Linked DNA regions of Homo sapiens: region 2 is linked to region 1. The links are chromatin loops, found by intact Hi-C in ENCODE. Cell type or tissue: psoas muscle. All regions are shown on one strand. Each heading gives the region's core, and the rest is flanking DNA. Links, peaks and the distances in the headings are about the cores only. Region 1 overlaps LOC101928447 (a long non-coding RNA gene). Region 2 overlaps QRICH2 (glutamine rich 2).

Region 1 (6,343 bases), core at 1,375-5,374:
TGGTGACACCTGCAGAGGGAGGGTCCTCCCTGCATCGCCATCCTGGCAGAACTTGTGCCAGCCTTTTTGGCTCTTCTGTTTGAGCAGGCGGTTGGTAAGACACATCGGGATCCCCAGGCTGGTACCTGAACCAACATCAGCTCTGGCAATGCCACCTCTCTCACAGAAGAGCGGGCCTGGCTGGAGCAGAGTTGGGGCTGGGGGTCCCCGGACACTCGCTCTGCCCCTAGCTGGCCAGAGTTCCAGAAAGCCCACATCCCATGGTCCACCCTTGACCCTGAGCCCTTTGAGCTGGTGGGTCTAGAACTCAGTTTGGGGGATGACCTCCACCACAATCCCTTTCCCTGCTTCACCCCTGCAGCCTGGTGAGTGCCTCCAGGGCAGAGGACAAGTGCGGGGGGCCTCTGTTCCTGCCTGCCCAGGACCCGTGCCCCTCGCCTGCTGCCAGCACAGACTGCCCACTGTGGGGCTCCTGGCTGCTGGCTGGGGTTCAAGTTTGTTGGGGGAAGCACCTTGGCTGGGCCCTGAGCTCTGGGAGACACCACATCAGCTGGCTGGGCCTCTGGCAGACCCCAGCTCCAAGTCTGGTCCTGAGGAGCTGCAGGCCCAGATTCCTTCAGGGGTGCTAGCCGGAGGTGGGGTTTGTCTGTTTGCCCTTTTGTGGGAGGCAGGAGCAGCTGGAGTACCCCTCAATGACAGCAGCAAGCACCTGTCATCTGCAGGAGGCCTCAGGAGCCATCTAGTGTCACCTATAGCTGAAGAAAATGAGGCACAGAGAGGACACAGCTCTGAGGACGGTGGCACAGGTGAGGCTGGCTTCTCGTGGGCACTGCCTGCTGGGGGACCTATGTGGATGTCTGCCACCTCTCCACTCACCACAGCAGCATCTGTGTCTCCCCTGCTGGACTGGGAGCTCCGGGAGGGCAGTGTGCAGTTCTCTGTGGCACCTGGCCGGAGTCAGGTATGGCACATGCTTGGTGCTCAGCAGAGCATGGTGGCATGGATAGGGGGTGGCAGGATGCACCCTAATTCTCACAATGACTTACTGGCAGAGCCAGATCCAAAAGCCAGAGTTTCCAGCTGGGCAGATAGAGGGGAACTATCAGAAAGGCAGCTCAGGAGGCTGGGCATGGTGGCTCACGCCTGTAATCCCAGCACTTTCGGAGGCTGAGGCGGGGAGAATCACCTGAGGTCAGGAGTTCGAGATCAGCCTGACCAACGCGGTGAAATCCCATCCCTACTAAAAATAAAAAAATTAACCTTGCGTGGTGGTGCACACCTGTAGTCCCAGCTACTTGGGAGGCTGAGGCAGGAGAATCGCTTGAACCCGAGAGGTGGAGGTTGCAGTGAGTGCAGTGGCGCAATCTCAGCTCACTGCACTCCAGGCTGGGCTACAAGAGTGAAACTCTGAAAAAGAAAAAGAAGGAAGGAAGGAGGGAGGGAGGGAGAGAGCGAAAGAAAGCGAGAAAGAGAAGGGAGAGAGAAAGAAGAGAGAGAGAAGGAAGGAAGGAAAGAAGGAAGGAAGCAAAGAAGGAAGGAAGGAAAGAAGGAAGGAAGGAAGGAGAGAGAGAGAGAAAGAAAGGAAGGAAGGAAGGCAAGCAAAGCAAGGCAACTCAGGCCTGTCCCGCCTGTCCCTCTGCCCTCAGGGGCCCAGGCCTCACCTCCAGCCCAGTCTCCTCCCTGGCCTCATTAAAAAGCCCTTATTGAAGAAGGAAGTGTGTGTGGTGTCCCCCCAGGGAATACACGCTGAGATATCTCTGCTCATTCATTCATTCATTTCAGGCAGACAGGAGGACCCTTCCGTGAGTGTGAACGACAGGCAAGCCCACAGAACAAGAGCACACTGGGGACTCCCTTCAGGGTCATCTCACTCAATCCCCTGCCTCAGGGCAGCTATCCAGTCAGGGAAAGAGGCCTCCTGGTTTCCCACCGCAGGGGCAGGATCCATCGGTCCTCAGTTTGGGGTTGGCGGGGAACGGTGGAAACCTAGCTCTCGGCCTGCTCCCGGGCAGGGCTTCCCTGTGCCCTCCCGCCCCCAGCCAGCAGCCTGTGTCTTCTAATTTACTGCCCAAGGCACTGCACCCTCCTCATTTGCGGCCCCCAGGCCACTGCTGCCAGGCAGCCCACCCCTCCGAGGCTCCTCTCCAAACACAGTGCAACCTCAGCTGACGCCGGGGCCCCAGGGCCGCTCTGCCTCCGCTCCCGCCACACTCAGCTGTCCTCTCCGACACCCCCGGCCCCCTCCCTACTTCCCAGCTTTCCTTCCATAAGGCCGGTTCCTGTCCTGAGGCCCCCTTCTCCCATCCTTCAAAATCCAGTCCATACGCCTGTGCCTCGGCCTCCTTGAAACGCCCCACAGCTGTGGCTGTTCCCCCAACCCAGGCCGCAGCCCTGTGCCTCTCCTGTGGCCTGGATGACCCAGGCCTGCAGCGCACCCCAAATTCCCAAATGTTTCCAACAGCACCATCTTCTTATCCGGGGTCTCCTCTCTCTTCCCGCTTCCTGCCTCGCTGACGCTGAGTTCGTGAACAAATGAACGAACCTGCCCGACCCGGGAAAGATCCCGCCTGGCGGGGGCCTGTGCGGGGCCCTTCCTGGGGACAGCGCCACTCGCCTCCGTCCCGCTCCCCACCGCAGCCCGGCACGGAGAAAGCGCTGAGTCACGTTCCGGGCACGCGGCCCCAGGGGAGCCAGGCCTCAGGGGCGCACCTGGACCCGTGGGGGCTCCTGGGCCTGCTGGGGGAACGCCTGGGCCCGCGATGGGGGGCGCCCGCACCCGCACCCGCTGCCCAGCGCAGCCCCCGCAGCGTCCCCGGTTGCCTGGAGCCACGGGCCGGGCAGCAGCGGGTGCCAGAGGCTGACGCCACCGCGGCTTGCCAGCCGAACCCCCCTTCCGGACTGGTTCAGAGGAATGGAGGGTGGGGGGCACGAGACGCCCCCAGCAGGCTGCCCCGACCCCTGGTTTCCTGTCCAACCCCCAGGTCGCGTTCCCGGGACCCTCTGGATGCCCCCTCGTTGTTTGCCTCCCCTCCATCTCCACGTTCCCTCCCTCTTCAGCGCCCCCTCCTGCCCCCGTTCTGTCCCCACCCATGACCCTGGCCCCTGGGCCTCTCCCTTCCTCTGCACCCTGGGCCTTCTCGGAGGTTCCAGCTGCGCGAGCGCGGTGGAGGCCAAGGGTGGTGTGGGGCGCCCCCTCGCGGCCCGGCCTGGCCCGGCCCGGCCCGGGCTCGCCTCACCTCCCCGCCTGCTTAAGCCCTCCCGGAGCGCTCGGGGTTCGACCCCCGAGCACGGCGGGAGGAGGGCGCCCCCCTGCGGCACAGCCACGTCCACGAAGCCCCTCCCGGGGTTCTAGAAAGCGGAGGCCTCCGGTAATAGGGGCTAAGGCTGGGCTAGGGGGACAGGGGACAGGCCCTCCCAGCTCCTCCCCTGTCGAGCCAGGAGGGGTGAGGGAGAGGGGGAGAAGTGTGTGTGTGTGTGTGTGTGTGTGTGTGTGTGTGTGTGTGTGTGTGTGTGTGTGTGTGTGTGTGTGTGATGTGTGTGGTGTGTGTGTGTGTAGTGTGTGTGTGTGTGTGTGTGTGTGGCGCAGATAAGGGGCCATGGCCTAGGACAGCCAGGCAGTGAGTGGCAAGCGCCTGATGGGTTGCTTTTCCTTCATTTTACAAGCCAGGAAGTCTTCCTGCGGTGGGGTTTGCAGAACCAGCAGAATCCCTCCTGGGGCCACCATGTTCCCGGCACCGTTCTGAGCCTTTGTAACGCTAATCTCCTGTAGTGAGTGCCTGGGGAGGGTTGGGGGGCTGTAATATTGTTGTCCTTGCAGAAGGAAAGACCAAGATGCAGAGAGATGTCTAAAAGGTGCCAGAAGGTGACTATCCAGCCCTGGTATCACTGCCTGGTGATTTCGTTTCTTTGATCTTCACGAATGGCCTCACTGGGTGAGTCCAGGGGCCAGGAGGTTCAAGATGCTGTCAATGACTCAGGACTGTTTGGGGGCAGATAAGAGGAGGTGAGGGGTTCCACGGGTTCTGGATAAATTGATCAGAACTCAGAACACATTTCTAAGCAGTGATCATTAGCTGCAGAAGCCGATTTTGTTCCTAACGTACTCCAACTACAGCTGGAAAGGCCAGGGAAGAACTGGAGTGGGCACCGGCTAACATTTCTTGAGCACCTACTAGGTACCAGGCCTTTTATATGCGCCATGTCACTTAATTTACCTCAAATCCAAGGGGCCTTTGTGGTGTGTTATTCAGAAGTCACAGGGCTAATTAGGGGCAGGGCTGGGATCAGACGGGCCTGTCTGGCCTCACACCTGGGTTCTTTTTCCTCCACTCTGCCATTCAGCTGTGATTTGGACAGAAATCAGCTGCCACGTGCAACATTCTCCCATGGGAACATGTGTCCGCAGTACCTATCTCAGAGCCCAAATCCTTCCTGCCCCACAGCCTTCTCCTGGAACCTGCCTTGGGTAAGCTGAGAAATTGGTATGGGAGGTGTGGGGGTGGGACAGAGTGTGCAGGTCTCTGGCCACAAGAGAAGCAGGAAGGGATAAAGATTCCTCCCAATGTATCTCCTGGCCTGGGTGTTTCTGCTGCCCACAAGTATGTTGCTGTGATTCTCAGGTCAAAGAGGCTCTCAGTTGCCTCAAAAGCTGCACCCTCGGCTGGGCTTGGTGGCTCACGCTTGTAATTCCGGCGCTTTGGGAGGCCAAGGCAGGTAGATCACTTGAGGTCAGGAGTTCGAGACTAGCCTGACCAATATGGTGAAACCCTGTCTCCACTAAAAATACAAAAAAATTAGTTGGGCATGGTGGTGGGTGCCTGTAGTCCTAGCTTCTCGGAAGGCTGAGACAGGAGAATTGCTTGAACCCAGCAGGCAGAGGTTGCAGTGAACCGAGATCGTGCCACTGCACTCCAGCCTGGGTGACATAGTGAGACTCTGTCTCAAAAAAAAAAAATACTGCACCCCGACCTCCTTCACTTTGCCTTCCCTGGGACGTGTACGCCATCCCTTTGATCCTCCTTCCTCGCCCCTCCTCCTCCTCCTGGAGTTAGCCTTCATGCACTTGTTTATTTGCTCATCATAGATTTACTGGGTACCCTGAACACCCTCTGGGTCGGGCCAAGGCCAGGTGCTGGGGAGGTGCCCTTTAGAGGCCCCGCTGAGCCTTCTGGTCACGCATGGCAATTCCATCAGCCCTGGCCCGGCACCCCTCTTGTTTGTGTCACTCAGCTGTGAAGACCTGTTGCCCATGCTTGTCTTTGATCTCCCCCAGCGGGGCTTCTGCTGGCTTAGCCTTTCCTCCCTCCAGCTCTGCCTGTGAGGTCCAGTGATCCTTCCGGGCAGTGGACCCTGCTCTGTGGGCACCTCACAGGCTCCGCAGGAAGCTTCTGGCTTCCAGCACCCCCTCACCTTGCTCACACTTTGCCTCCACCCCTCAAGCAGGCATGATTCCTCAGTGATGCCCCAGACTCTATAAGGACCTGAATTCAAACCAGTTTGCTTAGGGGACATTCAATTTGTAGCTGTGAAAATGAATTTAAAGTTCACCTGAAAAAAAAAGAACAAAAGTAGACTATCCAGGCCGGGCGCTGTGGCTCACGCCTGTAATCCCAGTACTTTGGGAGGCCGAGGCGGGCGGATCACGAGGTCAGGAGATCGAGACCATCCTGGCTAACACGGTGAAACCCCATCTTTACTAAAAATACAAAAAATTAGCTGGCGTAGTGGCGGACACCTGTAGTCCCAGCTACTCGGGAGGCTGAGGCAGAAGAATGGCGTGAACCCGGGAGGCGGAGCTTGCAGTGAGCCGAGATCACGCCACTGCACTCCCTCCTGGGCGACAGAGCGAGACTCCGTCTCAAAAAAAAAAGTAGACTATCCAGGACTTTTTTTAGGAGGGGGGAAAATAAAAAACCATGAAAGATATATCCCTCACCAAATATTAAATGAATAATTAAGTTAAAAAGCTTTTTTGCTTTAACTGGTTTGGTACTGTTGCTGAAATATGCAAAAGCAATTCAATGGAACAGAATACACCCAAGAAATAGATCCAGATATCTACATGGAAGAAACGGTATCCAGACTGCGAAAAAACTCAGATGGCTCAGTAATATAAACTTAAAAAAAAAAAAGTACGAGAAAAGAACACAGGTGTTTTATTTATCCCAAGCTAAGCTTTTTTTTTTTTTTTCCTCAGACAGAGTCTCATTCTGTCTTCCCAGTTGGAGTGCAGTGGAATGATCTCGGTTCAAACGATTCTCCTGCCTCAGCTTCCTGAGTAGCTGGGATTACAGGCGTGCGGCACCAGGCCCAGCTAATTTTTGTATTTTTAGTAGAGACGGGG
Region 2 (6,343 bases), core at 1,129-5,128, 180 kb before region 1:
AGTCCCTTTTACCACGTAAGGTAATGCTCCCAGGTTCAGGGGATGGGGACATGGATATCTTTGGGAGTTTATATTCAGCACACCATAGTGACTAAAACCAAAATAATGGTTTTTCAGAACAAACACCTTGAAGTCCTAGACAAATGGACATGACAGCTACAGAGGTGGGGGTGGGGTGGGGGGGAAACGGGGTCCTAGAAAGGTCGGTACAGTTTTCATTAAGGGCATCAGATGAGACTCCTGTCATTTCTGAGGATGACAGGAATTATAAATAATGAGTGCCGGCCGGCGCGGTGGCTCACAGCTGGAATCCCAGCACTTTGGGAGGCTGAGGTGGGGGATCACCTGAGGTCAGGAGTTGGAGACCAGCCTGGCCAACATGGTGAAACGCCATCTCTACTAAAAATACAAAAATTAGCCGGGTGTGGTGGCACATGCCTGTAATCCCAAGCACTTGGGAGGCTGAGGCAGGAAAATCATTTGAACCCGGGAAACGAAGTTGCAGTGAGCTAAGATCGTGCCACTGCACTCCAGCCTAGCTGACAGAGTGAGACTCTGTCTCACACACACACACACACACACACACACACACACACACACACACACAAAATTAGCCAGGTGTGGTGGCAGGAGCCTGTAATCCCAGCTACTTGGGAGGCTGAAGCAGGAGAATCTATAGAACCTGGGAGGCAGAGGTTGCAGTGAGCCGAGATTGCACCACTGCAGTCCAACCTGGGTGACAGAGTGAGACCCTGTCTCAAAAAAAAAAAAAAAAATTATAAAACACCACCAACTCTAAGATACATCCTGATTTCAGAGATGTTAAAATGTATGTGTGGGTGTCGGGGCAGGATGTCCATCTTAGAATCAGTGAATGTATTTTGAGTCCCAAATGGACTTCTTCATTTTTTTTGAGACAGAGTCTCTGTCGTCACCCAGGCTGGAGTGCAGTGGTGTGATCTCGGCTCACTGCAACCTTCCCCTCTGGGGCTCAAGCAATCCTCCTGCCTCAGCCTCCCCGGTAGTTGGGACCACAGGTGCGTACCACCATACCTAGCTAATTTTTGTATTTTTAGTAGAGACAAGGTGTTGTCATGTTGCCCAGGCTGGTCTCAAACTCCAGAGCTCAAGTGATCCACCCGCCTCGGCCTCCCAAAGGGCTGGGATTACAGGCATGAGCTACCGCCCTGGCCTATCATATATTTTGTTCAAGATTTTGGCTCATTTGTTGTAATGTTAGGGCATGTTAAAGAAAAAATATTTTTGAGACAGTCTTGCTCTGCTGCCCAGGCTGGAGTGCAGTGGTACCATAAGGGCTTACTGCAACCTCGACCTCCTGGACTCAAGTGATCCTCTCACCTCAGCCTCCTGAGTACCTGGGACTACAGGTGCATGCCACCACACCTGACTAATATTTTGCATTTTTGAGACAGAGTCTTGCTCTGTTGCCCAGGCTGGAGTGCAGTGGCATGATCTTGGCTCACTGCAACCTCCACCTCCCGAGCTCAAGTGATTCTCCTGCCTCAGCCTCCCGAGTAGCTGGGATTACAGGTGCCCACCACCACGCCCGGCTAATTTTTTTGTATTTTTAGTAAAGATGGGGTTTCACCGTGTTGGCCAGGCTGGTCTTAAACTCCTGACCTCGGGTGATCTGCCTGCCTTGGCCTCCCAAAGTGCTGGGATTACAGGCGTGAGCCACCATGCCTGGTCATATTTTGTATTTTGTAGAAAGGTTTTTGCCATGTTGCCCAGGCTGGTCTCAAACTCCTGGCCTCGAGCAGTCTGCCAGCCTTGGCCTCCCATAGTGCTGGGATTGAGCCACTGCACCCAGTCTCAATCCTGGCCCTCTACTCATGATGCAGGCACACCGCACAATTTCCATAAAGTCACCACTGTCTGCCAAAACCCATAATGGAGGTTAACACCCAGTTTCAAAATCTTTATTTTACGTTTATGCTAAAGGACTCTACCAACCATGCAGGCAGGTCAAATTGGTCTCAGGTCATATTTGTCTCAGGTGTGTTGTATGTGCTTACCTGGGGCTAGTGGCACTCCCCCACTGCTTTCATCCTGGTCTGTGCGAGGGCTGAAGTGGCCATTACCAGAGCTTGTTCTCTTGCTTCTCAACAATCTTTTAATATTTATATTTATCTTTATTTGCTTTTGGAGTTGTTCATAATTATGAGCAGTAATCAAACGCACATGCTTTCTTACCTCTGGAGAAGTAAAAATGTTTAAAGGTGTCTATGCTTATGTGTAAGTCTCATGGTGTCTGCCGCCATCACCCTGAGAAGATGTACTGCTCGGTAAAAACAGTACGATAGTGGCATGTGCAAAAAAGATTTGGCTTGGCCAGGTGCGGTGGCTCACGCCTGTAATTCCAGCACTTTGGGAGGCCGAGGCAGGCAGATCACAAGGTCAAGAGATCGAGACCATCCTGACCAACATGGTGAAACCCCGTCTCTACTAAAAATACAAAAAGTTAGCTGGGCGTGGTGGTGTGTGCCTGTAGTCCCAGCTATTCGGGAGGCTGAGGCAGGAGACTCGCTTGAAACCACCGGAAGGCGGAGGTTGCAGTGAGCCGAGATCGCATCACTGCACTCCAGCCTGGGCAACAAGAGCGAAACTCCGTCTCAAAAAAAAAAAAGGTTTGGCTTTAAAAAAGTGAAAGTGGAGGCCACTTTTTTCTAGTCCATTCCTTTTGTGTTCAGGGTCCTCTTGCAATATCGTTTAGTTTTGTTTTTTGAGACAGTCTTGCTTTGTCGCCCATGCTGGAGTGCAGTGGCGCAATCTTGGCTCACTGCAACGTTCACCTCCTGGGTTCAAATGATTCTCCTGCCTCAGTCTCCCGAGTAGCTGAGATTACAGGCGCCCACCATCACGCCCAGCTAATTTTTGTATTTTTACTAGGGACAGGGTTTCACCATGTTGTCCAGGCTGGGCTCGAACTTCTGACCTCAGGTGATCCGCCCGCCTCGGCTTCCCAAAGTGCTAGGATTACAGGCTGGAGCCACCGCGCCCGGCCCCTCTTGCAACATCTTTCTGATGCCGCTTTCCTCTGAGAATGAGCCCTGAAATCAGAAAATGGTCCTGGAGATCCCAGGTTGTCTTTTGTACCCAGATATTTGGCGCTCCCCAAGATGGCCACTTGGTGGCGCCAAAAGCTTTACTCTTCACCCTGCTTCCGTCTACATTTTCAAATGGCCCTCAAAGTTGGCTTGCTTGTTTTGATAACCCACTAGCCCAAAGCCAGCGGGAGGGATGTCAAGACCAAAAGGGAAGTTAAGCCTCATCTTTGAGGGCCATTTGAACATATTCAGCTTGATTTTATTCAGGTGAAGGTAGGTTGGCGATCGGAAAACAATTTGGTCATCTGTACACTGTCTCAAGACAGACAGATGCATGCCTGTGTGCAAAAGTTGCCATCAGCAGAGGGCCCCCTACAGAAGTTTTATTTCCAGGGTCTGTCACCATGGCCCACTAATAAGGAAAGATCCCTGCATTTCAGGACAGACTGTAAAGAAAGTTTGAAAAGCTACAAAAGCAAATAAAAACTACACTCAGGGCCGGGCGCTGTGGCTCACACCTATAATTCCAGCACTTTGGGAAGCCGAGGCAGACGGATCACTTGAGGTCGGGAATTTGAGACCAGCCTGACCAATATGGTGAAGCCCCATCTCTACTAAAAATATAAAAATTAGCCGGGCGTGGTGGCATGCGCCTGTAATCCCAGCTACTCGGGAGGCCGAGGCAGGAGAATCGCTTGAACCCGGGAGGCAGAGGTTGCAGTGAGCCGAGATCGCGCCACTGAACTCCAGCCTGGGCGACAGAGCGAGACTCTGTCTTAAAAAAAAGACAAAGAGGTCAGACATGGTTGCTCACGCCTTTAATTCCAGTACTTAAAGTCAAGGCGGGAGAAGTGCTTGAGGCCAGGAGTTTGAGACCAGCCTAGGCAACATATTAAGACCCCGTCTCTACAAAAAGTTTTTAAAAGGTCACGTGGCCGGGGGCAGTGGCTCATGCCTGTAATCCCAGCACTTTGGGAGGCTGAGGCGGGCGGATCACCAGGTCAGGAGATCAAGACCATCCTGGCTAACACGGTGAAACCCCGTCTCTACTAAAAATACAAAAAAATTATCCGGGCGTGGTGGTGGGCGCCTGTAGTCCCAGCTACTCGGGAGGCTGAGGCAGGAGAATGGCGCCGGGAGGTGGAGCTTGCAGTGAGCCGACATTGCACCACTGCACTCCAGCCTGGGTGACAGAGTGAGACTCCGTCTCAAAAAAAAAAAAAAAAAAAATTAGCCAGAAAGCCAGGCAGCGTGGCTCATGCCTGTAATCCCAGCACTTTGGGAGGCTGAGGTGGATGGATCACCTGAAGTCAGGAGTTCAAGACCAGCCTGGCCTACATGGTGAAACCCCATCTTTACTGAAAAATTCAAAAAATTAGCCGGGCATGGTGGTGCGTGCCTGTGATCCCATCTACTCAGGAGGCTGAGGCACTGGAAACTTGGAGGCGGAGGTTTCAGTGAGCTGAGATTGTGCCACTGCACTCCAGCCTGGGTGACACAGCAAGACTCTGTCTCAAAAAAAAAAAAAAAAAAAAAAAAAACAGATTCCTAAGTAGTCCTAGCTACTTGGGAGGCTGAAGGGGGAAGATTGCTTGAGCCCAGGAGTTAAAGGTTGCAGTGAGCTGTGATCATGCCACTGCACTCCAGACTGAGTGACAGAGTGAGACCCTGTCTCTAAAGTGTGTGCTTGTGTGTGTGTAGCCATAATAACTGTTTTAATATCCATCTCTGCTAATTCTAACACATATGCCAGTGTTGAGTTGGTCTCAGTTGGTTGAGTTATCTCCTCATTATGGGTCATGTCTTCCTGCCTCTTTGTATGCCTGGCAATCTTTGATCAGGTGCCAGCCATTGTGACTTTTCCTGCATTGGATGGTACATATTTTTGTATTTTTTTTTTCTTTTGAGATGGAGTCTTGCTGTGTCGCCCAGGCCGGAGTGCAGTGGCACAATCTCTGCTCACTGCAATCTCCGCCTCCTGGGTTCAAGCGATTCTCCTGCCTCAGCCTCCTGAGTAGCTGGGATTACAGGTGTGTGCCACCATGCCTGGCTAATTTTTGTATTTTTAGTAGAGACGGGGTTTCACCATGTTGGCCAGGCTGGTTCCGAACTCCTGCACTCAGGTGATCCTCCCGCGTTGGCCTCCCAAAGTGTTGGGATTACCGGTGTGGGACACCACACCCGGCCATATTTTTGTATTCTTATACATTTTATTGAGCCTGTTTCCCCCAGGACACAGCTACTTAAAAACAGTTTGATTGCTTCAGGCCTTGCTTTTATGATTTTATGATTTGTTAGGTGGGTCCATAGGTGTGTTCAGTCTAGGGCTGATTATTCTCCATTTCTGAGGCAACACTTTTCTGAGTACACTCTGCTCTGTGCTACTTGAATGATGAGTTTTTCCAAACTGGTTGATAAGAACAGGCACCATTTCCAGCCCCATGGCAGGCAGGGCACTGCTTCTTCAAGCCCTGCAGGTGGTTCTTTCCCCAATCTTGGGACGTCTCCCCACATGCATGTACTCATCAAATGCGTGCTCATCACTCGGAGGGGATCCTCCACAGACCTCTGGAGTGGGAGTGGGCTTTCTGTCATCTCCCTTCTTTCTGGTTATTTTTTTTTTTTTTTTTTTTTGAGACAGAGCCATGCTCTGTTGCCCAGGCCGGAGTGCAGTGGTGTGATCTCAGCTCACTGCAACCTCCGCCTCCTGGGTTCAAGTGATTCTCCTGCCTCAGCCTCCCAAGTAGCTGCGACTACAAGCATGTGCCACTGTGCCTGGCTAACTTTTGTATTTTTAGTAGAGATGGGGTTTCGCCTTGTTGGCCAGGCTGGTCTCAAACTGCTAACCTCGGGTAATCCACCCACTGAAAGTTCTGGGATTACAGGCATGAGCCACCACGCCTGGATAACTCCCTTCTTTCTGATACTCTATCCTGTGACCTTCAGTTGCCTGAATCTCCCTGAATGCTCACTTCTGTCTCCTCAACTCAGAGAGTCTGCCAGACTCCACCTCAATTCCCCCTCCCTGCACTGCAGTCTGGAAACTCCAGCAAGGCAGCAAGCCAGGGTGATACAGGCTTCCCAGTTTTCCTTTCTCCACCGCTTGGGGATTATTGTCCTTCATAACTTGATATCCAGTATGTAGGAAACCACCGTTTCATAGCTGTTGTTGGGTTTGTTTGTTTTTTTGAGATAGAGTCTCACTCTGTCTCCCAGGCTGGAGTGCAATGGTGCTATCTCGGCTCACTGCAACCTCCGACTTCTGGGTTCAAGCA

Evidence for each region. Peaks named below come from ENCODE experiments on the same cell type or tissue, not always from the same donor. Only the 100,000 strongest peaks of a DNase experiment are listed, where the experiment ranks them.
Region 2: it touches region 1 in a loop (5-fold over the local background); 57 of 110 quality-filtered maps call a loop at or near these places.

What each region holds. Positions count from the first base shown.
Region 1 is chr17:76,118,453-76,124,795 of GRCh38, reverse strand. It overlaps LOC101928447 (a long non-coding RNA gene), which reads left to right. Exons shown (of 4, transcript XR_001753019.2): 2 at 672-806; 3 at 3,818-3,932; 4 at 4,342-4,460. Among named protein-coding and RNA genes, the nearest start is that of EXOC7, 18 kb to the right of the region's middle. RefSeq lists a silencer at 3,003-3,472. In psoas muscle, for the core only: a CTCF peak has its summit at 3,192 (motif pointing left); DNase peaks (open chromatin) are centred at 2,595 and 3,165; H3K4me3 peaks cover 977 bases; H3K27ac peaks cover 430 bases.
Region 2 is chr17:76,296,137-76,302,479 of GRCh38, reverse strand. The region is part of intron 3 of QRICH2 (glutamine rich 2); the gene reads left to right. Among named protein-coding and RNA genes, the nearest start is that of QRICH2, 9.0 kb to the left of the region's middle. In psoas muscle, for the core only: a CTCF peak has its summit at 3,128 (motif pointing right); no DNase peak of the experiment used is centred there.